Linked DNA regions of Homo sapiens: region 1 is linked to region 2. Evidence: chromatin loops called from intact Hi-C (ENCODE). Cell type or tissue: IMR-90. All regions are shown on one strand.

Region 1 (5,000 bases), 120 kb after region 2:
ATGATCTAGTTTAAAGCAAAAAAGTGCTGAAGTATATTTAGTTACTTTTAAAATCTGATTGCATTCATTCTTAGAATAGTCACAAGAAATCAAACAATGAGGCTCTGCAAATGCTCTATGGTCAACTGGTCTCCACCCAAGTGTAGAACAGAAACGTCGTGGTAAGAGTCCTCTGAATAGGACCAAATGCTGATTCAGAGTCAAAGTCGGGCGGGGGGAGCAGGAGGGAAACTTTACCGAGCTGCCTTCCCACCAGATCCAGCAGAAAACTCGGTCCAGTAACTAGAAGACTCACAAATCATTTGCCTTTATCCCTCAAATGTAAAATAAGAAGGTTCATAACAATAATAGGAATAATCATAATTTTTTAAAGTGAAAAGGGGAAATAAATGTTCTTAAATTATCTTTTAGCTTAAATCGAAAACACACAAATTCTGTTGATAAACTACATTGCAATAACAGACAGTTCAGAGGGGCACGAAACTCTAGGGGAGATACGAGAAGGTTGTTCCAAAGTTTATTGAAAATGGAAAAGGAAATCTTCACGTTGTCCACCTCTGATAAGATCCTGTCTTAACTGGAGTTTCCATAGTCACAACCATGTAACGCTTAGGAGTTAATTTAAAAGTGCTGTTTAAGCTGCTTTGAATCTTCTGCCAAGTTTCCATGGCTTGATGTTGTCTTACAATAAATTACTTATTTCATTTCTTACAGTTAATCCATATGCCATTTCCTTGGAATGCAAAAAACCTCATTTATTGCCCCCACCATACACCATCCTCCTAAAACAAACAAACAAAAAAGTCACATAATATTTCCAAGCATTGTTCAAAAATAAAGCATTTTTGCAACGAATTCTTGCTATGAAACAATATGCACACAAAATGTATTTCTTAAATTCCATAAAGTCCTCCAACATGAGGCAAAATGATAACGTCTAAAAAGCGGCTGCTCAGCCACAACATGATCATTCAAAGCTGTGGGTCTGTGTGTGCGTGTGTGTGTTTGTGTGTCCATTTCAGTTCAAAATACTAAAACATTTAATCACTAAAGCATTAAAAAGAATTTACACTCTATTTATTTTGATCAGCTTACCTCTTCAGAAATAGATATACCCCCAAATGTGCATACATCAGCAGCTATAAACATTACATGGCAGAACACTATGTCAGCTTACATGGAAACGTACAAAATGTGGGTGTATTCAAAAACTATTCTGCAGGTACTATCTTTAAAGCAAGACATAAAATCATTATGAAGTCTTGTAAGCATAACACTGTTTCAAATTCAAACAGAAATAAATATAGAACACTTTCTGGTAAGTTACAGCAGCAAAAAACAAGAGGCATCCTTTTTAAGCAAGAGTTTCATCACTACAGCAGCTGTTCAGACCTGAATTCCTCTCACAGCCTGCTTTATATTTTCCAGTAGGGCTTTATTTTCTGGACTCTGATAACGATCTTGATTTGTATACATTTCCGTCAAAGTAGTCACGTAAGCATCAAAATTTTGTTCATTGATTGGATCCTACGAGATATTAAATAGTAGTTCATATACAACTTTTATTTTCTTAATAGTATATTTACAAAAGCATAAAATAGTATCATAGCATAGTGCCCCTGGTTTTATACTATTTCAAAGGCCGGCTCAGAGCACACTTAAGTTTCTGGGGTCAGCCCCGCCCATGTTTCTAGCAGTTAATGGTATGGTTTCGGGGTGGTAACCACAAACATTTGCCAAAGGCTGAAGAACCATGAAAATAACGATAAAAACGGCATCTACTTTAGGCTGTGCGCTGTGGAGGACTCCACATTCCTGCCTTGCGTGCTCAGTCACTTACCATGTGCGGCAGCTGGATGTTAGCCAGGCTGTGGATCAGAGACTGGCTCAGGTTCGCCAGCTCGTGGAGGAGAGACTCGTTCTGCTGCTCAATCACTTTGTTCTCCTCTTCGATGGTCTTCAGGTTGCTCTCCATCGTGGTAATCTGAAACGCACAAGTGTGCGTGACATGTAACACCAGGAGGACCTAGGAGCGCGTGGTCGTTGCCGGGGGCCACAGTCTACTGGGTGCGAAGAAGGGGCCTCTCGCTGAAGGAGAAAGGCTTCGGGCCGGGCGCCGTGGCTCACGCCTGGAATCCCAGCATTTTGGGAGGCCAAGACAGGCAGGTCACTTGAGGTCAGGAATTCAAGACCAGCCTGGCCAACGTGGTTAAACCCTGTCTCTACTAAAAATACAAAAATTAGCTGGGCGTGGTGGCGTGCGCCTGTAATCCCAGCTACTCGGGAGACTGAGACATGAGAATAGCTTGAACCCGAGAGGCGGAGGTTGCAGTGAGCTGAGATCACACCATTGCACTCCAGCCTGGGTGACAGACCGAGATTCCGTCTCACAAAAAAAAAAAAAAAAAGGAAAAGAAAAAGGCTTCCGTGGTGATAGCTTGTCATTGAAGGACCTGCTGCCTATGCTTTGGATTCATTGCACTTGACAACTGGGGAGCTGAGACTGTTTCCCTGCGCGATCCTGTTCTCTCAGCCGGCCTGATGGGACTGCAGTGTGTAGGGGGCTTGATGCGAATACTTCTCCTTTCTAGCCTGAATAAAATTCTGCCACAGCTAAGTCCTCCAATGCTCATTTCTGTGTGGAGGTGTCACTGTGTCTTCAGATGGCACCAGGCTGGCACTGTGCCCACAGGGTGGTCTTCCTGCATTTCTCTAAGGAAAAAGGCCCACCACGGACCCTTCCTCGCATATTCCAGAGATAATTTAAGTATCACCAAGGTCAAGGGGCTTGAGTTCAGGGCCTCTGCCTATAACCGCACAGGACTAGCTTCACACGCAGCAGGCGGGGAGCTGCCCTGCCCATGGGGGTGTCTGCCTTGGGCACCCAAGGGTGCCTCTGCCGTGCATGATCTGGGGCTTCTTCCTGGAAGACCGGGCCGACCCGCAGAGTCCAGGGCTGGCTTGCCTGGCCTGCCCGCTCCTCTCCTTCCCTGACGTGTCATTCCTAAGTCCTCTCACGAGAGTCTCTCCTCCTCTCCCTGTCGGCCCTGCCTTCTCCTATGTTCTGGCCCTCCCTTGGCTGTACTGGGTCAAATCCCGGGTTCTCCCAGTCACCAGCCTCAGGCCCAGACCCTCTGTTAGAAAACTGAAGCACCTCAGAGGCGCCCTCCAGGATGAAGTGGGGAGGGCCGGCCTTCTCCTTGGAAGGAATCGCAGCCCCCACCATTCCTGCAGGGACGGTCCCCTGTGGAGAACACACTGAAATCACACAGATTTATTTCCATGCACGTCCTGGGTGACCTTCTCATTCGTGTTCTTTGGGGTTATTTATCAAATTAATGTTCCCCTCCCAGCCGCCCCCTTGCAGGCTCAGGAGTGGATGCCTGCCCTCCCACGACTCCTGGGTGGGCCTCGAAGGGCTGCGTGCCCGGTGCTTGTCTTCCAGAGCGTTCTGTAGCCCTTCCTGGGTGGCCACGTGCCTGCACTCACAGCTGGTGGCAGCTGTGGCTGGGACCTTACTAGAGATGATGTCAGTGTAAGCAGACGTAGGTTTTCTATGACGGAATCTAATCTAGAATGAGGCGTCATGGCCCAGGTCCCGAGGTTTTTAAAAAGGTACACGCAGGGGGAAGGCCAGCAGCAGGATGGGCACCTCTGCAGTTTCCCTGAGCAGAGGGCGGCTCCTGCCCTTTGCATCTGGTGGCTTTCCTAGACGGTGGCTGCTACAGGCCCCTCGGCCCCTCCTGTCTGTGCTCAGGGAACCCTGCAGAGGCCTCGCCATCGCTGGCCCTCAGCGGGCCCTCCTGGATGAGCCCAGCCCAGCTCGCCTCTGGTTGAGCATCTCAGAGGTGCTTCTGGCTATTCCACTATCCTAGCCAGGCAAAGTGTGGGCTCTTTTTCTGGAAAATGGGAATAATGCTCCTTGCATTATGAACTCACACTGAGCTGTGCAGTGTGTCTGCAGTGAGAAGACATTTGTTATTCCTGGGGCCTGTGATCTGGTCTTAGGGGCCCAGAGTAAACGGAAGTCCAACTGCTCCCCCGGCTTAGCGGAGAAGCAGCCTGTGGGGTGACCAAGGCAGGGGCGGCACCCTGTCTCATTGTCCCCAGCAAAATTCTTGGGGACACATTTTAGATCCATTCCTCCTTCAACTTATGTTCTCTGCTGGAAAGTCTAGCCCCTTCTGCAGAGGCAGAGATATCTTCCTATGTTCAGGAATCTCTGTGAGACTCAGGAGTTAGGCTGTTCCTTCCCGTGCTACCCGGGTCTGTGGCTGGGATGGGGGTGGCGGGGCTCCCATGCTTATAAATGCTTTGCTTTTCTCAAAATGGAACAAATCTCATTGTGTTAAATCTGCTTAGCTGTGGAACAAAATATGCAGTTTGAACAAACATCCCATCAAAGCCCTGGCCAAAATGATAATCTCCTGAACCAGGCTGCTTGGTGAGCCCCGTCCAGGGTCAGAGAGAATGTCTGGAGACCCAAAACCAGAACCGACGGGTATCTGCCAGGTCTTGCAGCCTCACCTCCCTCAAGTGCATCCCCCGTGGCCCCTGAATCTCCTGCATCTCCAGCCCACACACGAAGGGCCCCGGGCTTCTTGCACGTGGACACACGTTTGCTTCCCTGAGCCTTCCTCCAGGGTGGCAAGAAGCTGAGTGTCTCAGGGTCACTGCTGCCCGTTCCTTACTATCCTAGCCAGACAAACTGTGGGCTCTTTTTCTGGAAAATGGGAGTAATGCTCCTTGCCCACAACATCAACTCACACTGAGATGTGAGGCATGTTTGCAGTGAGAAGACATTTGTTATTCCTGGGGCCTCTGACCCAGCCTTAGGGGCCCAGAGTAAAGGGGAGCCCTCTCAGAACGTCTTGGAGCTGGCCAGCACGCTGCGGCGGTCATGGGAGACAGCACTGCTGAGAAAGGTGATGTAGGGGCTCCGCCCAGGCCCTCATACGCCAGGCCTCCTCCGAGGATGGGGCTGAGCAGGCTGGGGAGGG
Region 2 (5,000 bases):
GTCTGTCTCCTGTGTGTTCTGGATCATCAGGGTCCCATCGTCCAGCAAGTTTAGGCGGGAATCTGTCTTCATGCTCAGCTCATTACTACAAAGACAGAAATATGGTCTGGTCAAGTGTTGAAAGCACAAAGACGTACCTCACCCATCCCCAGCACAGGGGTTTCCAGCCCTGCAGCAGGCACAACTTGTGCGAGGAACAGCTCACCTTCCAGGGTCTCCTCCTTCCTGGCAGCCCTGACCTAACAGGCAATTCTGAAAAGGGGACCGTGTATTTGCACATCTCATTCACTCAGGTACTTATCCTTAGTATTCACGTGTTCAATCTATCTACATGTTTTAAAGTGTTTCTAATTCCAAAGGAGAAAGCAATGAACAAAACGGAAAAAATTCCAAGGAAACATTTTCTTTCGTTTCTGGTGAATTAACTAAAAAGGGTAGAAACATTTTTACATTACTAAAAGCCAGAGCTGTATCTATGTGTATTTTATTTTTTTATTTTAGAGACAGAGTCTCACTCTGCAGCCCAGGCTGGAGCGCAGCGGTATAACCATTGCTCACTGCAGCCTCAGCTTCCTGGGCTTAAGCGCTCCTCCTGCCTCGGGCTCCGAAAGTGCTGGGATTGCAGGTGTGCGCCAGACCTCTCTATCTGTATTTTAACAAACAGTGCCTGCAAGCTGCTGGTTGGCCTCCCTCTGGGATCTGGGAGGAACCTGTGGCACTGCACCACGAAGAGGCCAGGACACAGGTGACCCCACCTTTGCATGGCTTGGCCAGTCCTCGGGCAGCAAGGACCTCCCCTGGGGCCATGCTGCATCACACACACTTCGGGCAGCCAAGAAAAGCTGCAACCTTTACCCCAACGCTCAGTCCTGCCGCCTCTCACCCTCACCCCACCTGTAACTTCACTTTAGTTCCCTTTATGCAGAAGCAGGTGAAGAGGAGAGAGGTGACATTGGATGCCACTGAGATCCCAGTCTATGGCAAGTGTGAGGACAGAGTAAGAACAGCCAGGCACGGAGCCCTCTGAGAATGCAGACGGGCCTACAGAGAACTCCTACTTGCAGATCACCAAGACAGACAAGACCTCTGTGAAACAGAAACCCACTTCCTCAGTGCACGAGATTCATCACCTTCCACGCGAGTTTCCTAAGGAGCCTGTGCAGCCTGGACCAAGCTGGGTCGCTCATGCAGGAGGAGCAGCACCAGCACTGTGCAAAAGCACTTCCCCATGACCGCCCTCAGAAACCTGCCAGCGCGCAGCCAAACCGTCGGGAACACTCGAAAGACCAACGCCCACCTTCTCCCAAATCTTCCTCATGCTCTCCTCGCCTGGCACCAATCCCCCAACTTGCAATCTGTCCTTACCCACAGGGATTGCTGGATGGAAGCAATGTCAGCTTAGGCCCCATAAACAAGACTCTCTCTGATGTGGCCCAATCCCCCCCACCAGAAACACGGCGAGCCAGCAGGTGAGGGTGGCCTGCAGGTGACTCTGGATGTTAGGTAAGGCCAGCCGGCAGGTGAGACTCGAGCTGGTGGAGGGCAGAGCCCAGCACAGGTCACCAGGCCTCAGGGCTTTGGCTCTAGCTCTGCCATATTTAGCTGTGAGATTTCAACTGCGGGCATCAATTTTTTCGTATATAAAATGTAGGTGTGATGGACTGGGGCCAAATTTATGCTTCCCTGACTTTTAAATGCACACAACATAATACTGCAGAATTCCTCCAGTGTTCTCTGGATTTTAAATCTCATCAACTTGGGAGCCATCCAAGACAAAAGCTGTGAAGAGAGTGACTGCACCTTACAGGCTCCTTGTCCGGCACTGCAGCCAAGGTCAATATGACTTTTCAGTCATGAGGATAACAAAATCTAGAGCTGGAACAAACCTCCCATGTCCTCTTCAGCATGAACACATCTTCCCATTCTGTTCCTGACCACTGGGGATGGCCAGCTCCCTGCTCCTGTCCATCTCTTCTATAAACACCACCTTGCCCGAGAGCCAAGCCCAGCCCGGTTTGCCTCTGGAGTCTGGAACAATGACTCAGTTTGTGCCTCATCACAGTTTGAGCCCGAGTATCAAACAATGACTCAGTTTGAGCCCGAGTATCACAGGGCTCACATCTCAGACGCATCCCTCTTGCTGCCTCATGACTAAACATGGCCAGAGAGGAGCAGCGCAGGAGTGCTGGGGCTGGGCCGGCAGGAGGAGCTCCTTCAGAAGCTGTCCTCACGCAGGCAGATGGGAGAAGGTAGGACATGGTGGCTTTACTTCAGGATTTTCTTTTAAGGATTCCTTTCAAAAGGTCACTTTGAAAGTGCTCCACTCCAACTTAGGACCCTCAGTGATTTGGCCCCAGGTGCCTTCCGGCAATCTGACCTCATTCCCACCTAGGCCTCTCTGCCCCTGCACCCAGGTCCTGCCCCACCCACCCCCCTTGCACGCCTTTCACCTCCTCCCATCTCTTCCCCCTAGACTCCATCACTCCTTAACCAACACAGCCCCAGCTCACAAACCCCAGCAGCGCAGGGGTGCTCCCCACACCTGGCTCACAGGTGGGGCTCGCTGCCAGGACGCATGTAATGGTCAGCGGTAGGACTTCCCTCCGTCACCCTGACAGCCGCAGCCAGGGCCGTCTTAGCCTTAACAGGTCCACAGCATGTTTGTGGACACAAGAGAAGACTTCCTTTGTTTGGGAGACAAGTTAGATCCACACGGGAGCTGAGCGAACCTGTGTCAGCAGCTGCATGGCGCTCCAGGCTCCTGAGGACGCCGTCCCAGCAGAGGTCAGGGCCCCTCCCGCACCCACTCAGGTTGGTCACAATGCCCCAGGTCAAGGCTGCCAACAACAGTGACCAGAGCAAACAGGCTGCTGCCAGACGTCAGCAGGCAGGGAGAGAACAACCAGCATGCTCTCCCTCCCTCCCACCGGGAAGGGCCGCAGTGACGCGTTGCCCAGCCAGGGCACCCCTGTGCTGCCCAGGAGAGAGTGGGGAAGGGGCCCCAGCCTGGCAGAAACGTCGTCACACCCCCTGCCATGTAAGACCGGAAAAGGAGCAGAAATAGTTTCTCCTTTGTACTTTTCCCTACGTGGAGGAGGAAAAGTGGACGTGGGCCTTGGTGGGGAGTGAGGTGTGGTTTGGGTGTCTGAGTGTAACTCCGAGAGATGCACAGGGGCATTTCTGTTTGGCCCCAACTCACTTGTTTCGCAGCCAGATGATCTCAGGCTTGGGGTTGCCTTCGGCTCTGCAGGTGAAGTACACGGTGTTCCCCGAGGTCACATCTGCGTCCTGGGGCTCGGAGGTGATCCGGGGCCTTTCTGTGCCCAACCAGAAAATGGAAACCTTTTTAGTCTAAACCATGACATGAAAATAAATGACAACACACGCTGAGTTCTCTGTGTCCAAAAGGAAACCACAGATGCCCAAAGGTGTAATTCAGCCACAAACATCCCCCACAAAAGTGCCAGACTGGCTTCTCTACAGCCCCGTCTATGGTGCGGATCTACATGATGTCTATGCCTCAGGGTGCCATGTTCTGAGCACCCTAGAGACAGGCTGGCTCAGAGTTGGGCAGACAGCCCCAAATGACAGCCTTCGGCGTCCCCTCGAGGCCCTCTGGGAAAGCCAAACACCTGTGCGGAGTGGATACGCCACGGGTCGCTATTTTCACTGAAGAAAAGACAAAAAATAGTACTCTGTAGCTAAAGCGTCCCTGAAAGAATAAGCCTCTAAAAGCACAGGCAGGTGGCAGACACCACAGCTGGAGCAACTCCCAGCCTCCCTCCTCCACAGCTGCCCCGCCCTTCACCCTCCACCCTGGGCAAGGGGAGAATGGCCTCTCCTGCCTCCTGCGTGCCCGTGACTCCACATGGCTTCCGAGGGCCATCCGAGGGCCACCCGAGGGCTGACGGCTCCCAGGCCTTCCTCGAGGGCTGACGGCTCCCAGGCTCCCGTCCCTGGTGGCTGCTCCGGAGCTCCAGGCCCGCACAGGGAGCGGCCTTCTCTAAGGCTCCCCTCAGCAGCCATGAGGGAACCACACCAAGGGCAGGCCTAGGCTTCCATCTCTGCCTCGTCACCTCAGTGTGCGAATCTGTCTCCATGTACATTCTGTGAGCATCACGAGAAGAAAAACACAACCACACACAGGTGTGTACAAGTGAGTGCCTGCAGTGGGGCGGACACAAGCACGGGTACGAGTGTGTGTGTGTGTGCAGCGGAGATGGCTCTGCTCAGTGCTGCCATTCTGCCCGGCAACCAAAACCAAGGCCCTCGACCCAACTTGGGGCTGTCAGCAAGGGCTCCTCCAGGATTGCCTCCTTCCGTCTCCCCAGCATTGCACAGCCCGGGTCAGGAGGCTGGGGCGGCTCTGCCCAGCCCTCCCTGTGCTCCCGTCACTCTGGGAACCGTGCCTCCTCTTCTCTCTCCTCTGCAGCACTAGAGCCCTTGGCTTCACAGAGGTTCTCACCACTCAGGCCTTACCCGGCCTCCCTGCCTCCCTCACACACTCCCCGATTCCCTCTCCCGAGGGCTGCCAGAAAGCTCCTTCTAGAATATAAACATCATCCCAACGTTCCGTAAACCCTCCCATGGCTCCCCATCACCACAAAATCAAAATAAGCTTTCGCTGCTTTCTTCATTATTTAGGCTGCACAACCCTGCAGACACCCTAAAACCCACCTAACTGTACACCTGAACGGGGTGAATTGTCTGGCACGGGAACAATGCCTCGATAAAGCTATTATAAAAAACAAGAATAATCACTGACAGCCAAATTGGAGTAAGGAGTAAAAGTATGACAAAGTCTCCAAGGGCACAACCTCAGCACTGTGATTACGGAAGGCCATGAGTCGGTTTCTTGGAAAACCATCTGGAATGAACACCCATAGGAGCATCAGCGAAAACGACAGGGCCTCGGCTGATTCACAGGTTCTCGCACAGCTCAGCAGAGCTGCCAAGCTGGGCAACACAGGTCCCTGGGCCCCCCTGAGCACCGAGGGCCC

The links. Hi-C counts contacts between places; a loop is a spot of excess contacts. Peaks named below come from ENCODE experiments on the same cell type or tissue, not always from the same donor. Only the 100,000 strongest peaks of a DNase experiment are listed, where the experiment ranks them.
Region 1: a loop joins it to region 2, with 7 times the contacts of the local background. A loop is called at or near these places in 1 of 110 quality-filtered maps.

The regions. Positions count from the first base shown.
Region 1 is chr2:1,790,481-1,795,480 of GRCh38, forward strand. It overlaps MYT1L (myelin transcription factor 1 like), which reads right to left. Exons shown (of 25, transcript NM_001303052.2): 24 at 1,841-1,984; 25 at 1-1,527. The coding sequence ends at 1,387. Among named protein-coding and RNA genes, the nearest start is that of PXDN, 48 kb to the left of the region's middle. In IMR-90, a CTCF peak has its summit at 1,903; DNase peaks (open chromatin) are centred at 1,381 and 1,841; H3K27ac peaks cover 1,026 bases.
Region 2 is chr2:1,673,728-1,678,727 of GRCh38, forward strand. PXDN (peroxidasin) reads right to left here. Exons shown (of 23, transcript NM_012293.3): 8 at 3,200-3,317; 9 at 1-85. Among named protein-coding and RNA genes, the nearest start is that of LALTOP, 51 kb to the left of the region's middle. RefSeq lists an enhancer at 3,736-4,661. In IMR-90, a CTCF peak has its summit at 2,189 (motif pointing right); a DNase peak (open chromatin) is centred at 2,104; H3K27ac peaks cover 1,170 bases.